Linked DNA regions of Homo sapiens: region 2 is linked to region 1. Evidence: chromatin loops called from intact Hi-C (ENCODE). Cell type or tissue: heart right ventricle. All regions are shown on one strand.

Region 1 (2,500 bases):
GACGAGGCCCTGGAGACAGGGAATGCTAAACCCCTCAGATGCTCCTGCTAAAGCCCTGAGTAACAGTGGGTGCTCCTGAATAATCAGTATTCAACACCGTGGTCAGTTACTTAGAGCAAGGAGAAAACATTTTACAAAAGAATTACCCTATTCTTTCAGAAAACGGAAGTCCCAGGTTCTCTGCACTATATTATTCTCACCCGTTCAAGCACTTTTTTGTTCAGACATTCAAGTGAAAACATTGATTCAACCAACCAGTAGGAGGCAAAATATGTCACCCAATATACTTTTTCTCTCATGCATATAAACAAAAGAAGGATTAAAAACACCAGCACCCAAAGAAACAATGAAGACTCCGTTTGATTCTTTGATTTTTACAGCTGGATAAGCTGAGGGTCTCCCTGAGAGTCTAAGCAGTTCATAGTAGAATCCACTTCCTAGTCTTGGGTCTTACCACCAAACCCCATGACCAGAGCTAGGAAACACTATTTCCCAGTTCGCCTGAGACTGTCTTGGTTGACATTAAGTCATCCGAGTGTAGTTAATAATAGTGACTCTGTCACTCTCAAAAGTGTTCCAGGGAAGATAATTGATGACGTGATCACATCTCCTAAGGATGTGTGTTTACTGGGCTTACAGCTAAGACAGACGAAGCCAGTGGGAAGAAGTGGGAAGTATGCAGAGCATTGGCCCTTGGACTGAGCACTCACAGAAACCTGACCACAAGCCCAAATCTTGTGCTGATACGTGCTCCTCAAATTCTCAGAGACATCTGTGATCTAAAATAGGTTAACAGTCACTAGGCCGGTTTACAGCCCTACCCGCTGGGCACCCATCCCAGGAGACAATCAGCTGGGCAGCCTCCAACTCTCTCTCCTCCTCCTGCCTTCTCACTGCACCAAACTGTTCCCATGAAACCCAAACCTACCCAAATGGATTTGGCTCTTGTTGTAGTTTCTCGACTAATTCCCTAGGGCCTCTCGCTCTGGCAAGATTCTGTTAGGTTTGTCATGTTTCAGAAGTATAATGATTAAGAATCACAGAGGGCAAGGGAGTGGGAGAAGAGGAGGAAGAGCAGGTAGGGGGAGGCAGCAGGGAGAGAGATTGGGGAGGGGGACGAGGAGGAGGAGGAGGAAGAGGAGGAAGAAGAGGAGGAATGAGGAGAGAGTATTGTTAACAACAAGACCCCTGGGACAGTCAGCCATGGGAAGATTTCAGTTTAAGCAACAAAGACTATTTTGTTCCCTGAGCTCTCAACTGAGCAGCATTTGGCTCCAACAGAAGAAAGAGGTCCCTGGGGAAAGGCGGGGGCCATGTATCCAACTGCCTCCCTTGTCACCACAGGCTGTCATCTTGTCAGGAGCACATAAACCAGGCAATGCTGGTTTCAGTCCGCACCAGGGGACAGGCCACTGAGCGAAACTTGGTGTCTAGGGTGGTGCCACAGGGATCTGTCTCTTCCACCTGAATCTCTCTCTGGGAGATCCACCTTCCTGGAGATCCTGGCTTCTTTTCTGGAGACATAAAATGAAGATTCAGATCACCCAGGGGATTAAAAATCTCAAGGCAACCTGCAGGAGGTGAGAAAGGAATAAGAAGAGATGGGTATTAACTGCAGGACCCTGGAGCTCCTGGCTCCCTTCCGAGGTGAAGCACCACGATCCTCTCCTACCCTGTCTTCCTTCAAAAACGAAAAACAGTGCTCACTTGGAAGATGAGGATACAATTCCCTGTTGGAAGGGCTGCTGTGGAGATTAGGGACAATATCAACAGAGCTCTCTGTGCCGCGTCTGACACTCTGTGCTCAATAAATGGTAGCTCTCATTAGTGATATTAAAGGGGCTCTACATTTGAAGAGTAAAGAGGTTTGATTTTTTTTTTCTGGAAAGAAGTAAATGGCTTCTTAGAAAGAAGAAGCATTGCCACTGAATCACAGTAAGACTGTGTTTAAAATTCTGTGCATTTAGTCAGGTGTTTGAAGGAACAGTATGTCCCAGTCTCACTGGGAGCCCTTGCTAGCACATGCCCTGTGGAATATTAGCATGTGTGAATTTACAAAATAATCTCTATAACGGACCTTGGAAAATGGGTTCATGGTGTTTGCCTTTCACCTGCAAACCATGGCGGTGATTTAAGGAAAGGCACATGTTAATCAACCCATGTACAGGCCCTAGAGGGGAATAAACGGAGCAGCGTGTCTGGTCAATGTGAAGAGGGAGATTCTCCCTACAGAAACTCAGAGGCCAAAGGAGTGGGAGGAGAAGAGAAACCGGAGGAGGAGTGGATAGAGGGAGGCAGGTGACAATCTGCCTGCCTTAAACGTGAGAAGTCCAGAGCAGGTGAGGTAGGTGACCTCAGTTAGAAATCAGGGGAAGGCACCAGACATTTCCCCTCCCACCTTCCCACTCAGCAGTTTTGAGGCCAAGTGCATCCACACCCCAAAACTGAGAGCTGACACTGAGCACCACCTTTCTGAAACCTCCCTTTGCTTTGGCTAGCA
Region 2 (2,500 bases), 230 kb after region 1:
AGGGATTTCCACAAATAAACTTACCAAAATAACCTTTGTCTCCCACAAGTTTTCCCCCAATATATCTATCTCTTAGTTACTTCCCCACAATTTACTGCCTCCAGCCCAAAACTCTTTTTCTTGTCATGTCTTCACAAATTTGTCATTTCTTTGTATAAAAGTGATACAAGGTCAGGCGTGGTGGCTCATGCCTGTAATCCCAGCACTTTGGGAGGCCAAGGTGGGTGGATCACCTGAGGTTATGAATTCAAGACCAGCCTGGCCAACATGGTGAAACCCTGTCTCTACTAAAAACACAAAAATTAGCCGGACATGGCGGTGTACGCTTGTAATCCCAGCGACTCGGGAGGCTGAGGCAGGAGAATCGCTTGAACCCGGGAGGTAGAAGTTGCAGTGAGCCGAGATTGGGCCACTACACTCCAGCCTGGATGACAGAACGAGACTTTGTCTCAAAAAAACAAAACAGAACAACAAAAAAAGGTGATACAAGCTGTCTGCTCTGGTCGCTTCTTTGGGTCTTCATTTCCTTGTGAAGACTCCCATGTACACCTAAATTCTTAATAAGACTTGCATGCATTTCTCCTGTTAATCTATCTTATGTCAGTTTGATTCTCAGGCCCAGCGGCAGACTCTGAGAGGGCAAAGGAGAATTTTTCCTTCCCTGCACCCCATCCTAGGCTGTGAGCTCCCGGTGGGGTCCCCTATGCCTATGCAGGAGGTCTCAATAAAATCTGTGAAAGTGTGGATGGAAAGGAAGTGACAGGATCTGGATCTTAGTGAGCAGGTGATGTGGGAACCCTAAACCATGGCCCACAAGAGAGGGCTGAAGCGACAGACAAATTCTAGCCAGAAGAGAAGCCTCAGGGTGGTGTGGAGGTCTCCAAACACTGAAGAGCTGCCATGAGGATGATAGATTAGCAGTGTGCTGTGTGGTCTCAGCGGGTAGGAAAGAGCCAGGATTGATGAGTCAAAGTTCCAGGGAGACAGATTCAGCTCAAGGGCTAGAAGAGTTTTCACACAGTCATGGAAAATGCATTGTTCTGGGCAGCAGTGGGTCCCCCATCCTTGGACACGCACGGTCAGAGGCACACTGTCACTGCACGAGGCTATCTTAGCAGACTTGAACCATGGATGAGCATTTATACTAAAGGGACATTAAGGTCCCTCCTGCCCCAACTGAACTCTTCTGGCTGTAACACTCAGGAGGCACTCATCCACCTGCACATGGATCCCTCAAGCTCTCTCTCTGTGCACGACACAGACTGTGCCTCCCCGGTTCCATGGGAAACTCATTCCTTCCTGCATGCGCTTCAGCTTCACCCCACGAAGTCTTTCTGACCCTAATTTTGGTCACTTCTTTACATGTCTCCCTATCACCCACTGCTCTGCCTCAAGAGCACATATCACAAGTCAAACCAGGATATTTACTTTTCTTTTAATGACATCATCAAGCCCCCAAGGGCAGAGAAGGCTGAGAGCACCCTCTTTCCTGGAGCATGCCTGGCATCGCACACAAAGCCTGACAGTTCACACTCAGTCTATGAATGGCAACTGTGCCTTCCGTCTGCCTCACCCAAGCATTCTTTCCGTGGGTATTTTTCAGAGAATTATTTGTATAACTTTTAACGCCTTGTTCACTCTATCCTGGACACATGAGTTTGTCCTCATTTCTCTTAAGTGCCTCAGACCAGCCCTACTCAACGTGTGGTCAGCAAACACTGGCTACTGTTTGCAGTGAGATGAGTGCAGTCATCGAGAGTGAGCGACAGCAACCTGAGGACTTAGGGCTGTTGACTCTTGTAACAACAAAAAATGGACTTGGATTTGGTATCTTTTCCCTCCTATTCATTTGTATTGTATGTTACAAATGTACCTATCTTTGACTTACGGGGCGGGGCGGGGAACTGGTCTGTCACCATAAATAGTTTGAGCAGCACTGCCTCAGGCAATATTACTTTACTAAATAGTAAGAACAACAAGTCCTCTCATACTAATTAATAGATATGGGCAGTCATACGTAGAAAGCTGAAACTGAATCCCTTCCTTACACCTTATATAAAAATTAATTCAAGATGGATTAAAGATTTAAATATTAGACCTAAAACCATAAAAACCCTAGAAGAAAACCTAGGCAATACCATTCAGGACATAGGCATGGGCAAAGACTTCATGACTAAAACACCAAAAGCAATGGCAACAAAAGCCAAAATAGACAAATGGGATCTAATTAAACTAAAGAGTTTCTGCACGGCAAAAAAAAAAAAACTACCATTAGAGTGAACAGGCAACCTACAGAATGGGAGAAAATTTTTGCAATCTACCCATCTGACAAAGGGCTAATATCCAGAATCTACAAAGAACTTAAACAAATTTACAAGAAAAAAACAACCCCATCAAAAAGTGGGCAAAGGATATGAACAGACACTTCTCAAAAGAAGACATTTATGCAGCCAACAGACACATGAAAAAATGCTCATCATCACTGGCCATCAGAGAAATG

The links. Peaks named below come from ENCODE experiments on the same cell type or tissue, not always from the same donor. Only the 100,000 strongest peaks of a DNase experiment are listed, where the experiment ranks them.
Region 2: a loop joins it to region 1, with 3 times the contacts of the local background. A loop is called at or near these places in 4 of 110 quality-filtered maps.

What each region holds. Positions count from the first base shown.
Region 1 is chr9:81,372,211-81,374,710 of GRCh38, forward strand. No RefSeq gene overlaps it. Among named protein-coding and RNA genes, the nearest start is that of TLE1, 320 kb to the right of the region's middle. In heart right ventricle, no CTCF peak of the experiment used is centred here; DNase peaks (open chromatin) are centred at 786 and 1,307; H3K27ac peaks cover 1,825 bases.
Region 2 is chr9:81,603,551-81,606,050 of GRCh38, forward strand. The region is part of intron 14 of TLE1 (TLE family member 1, transcriptional corepressor); the gene reads right to left. Among named protein-coding and RNA genes, the nearest start is that of TLE1, 85 kb to the right of the region's middle. In heart right ventricle, no CTCF peak of the experiment used is centred here; no DNase peak of the experiment used is centred here.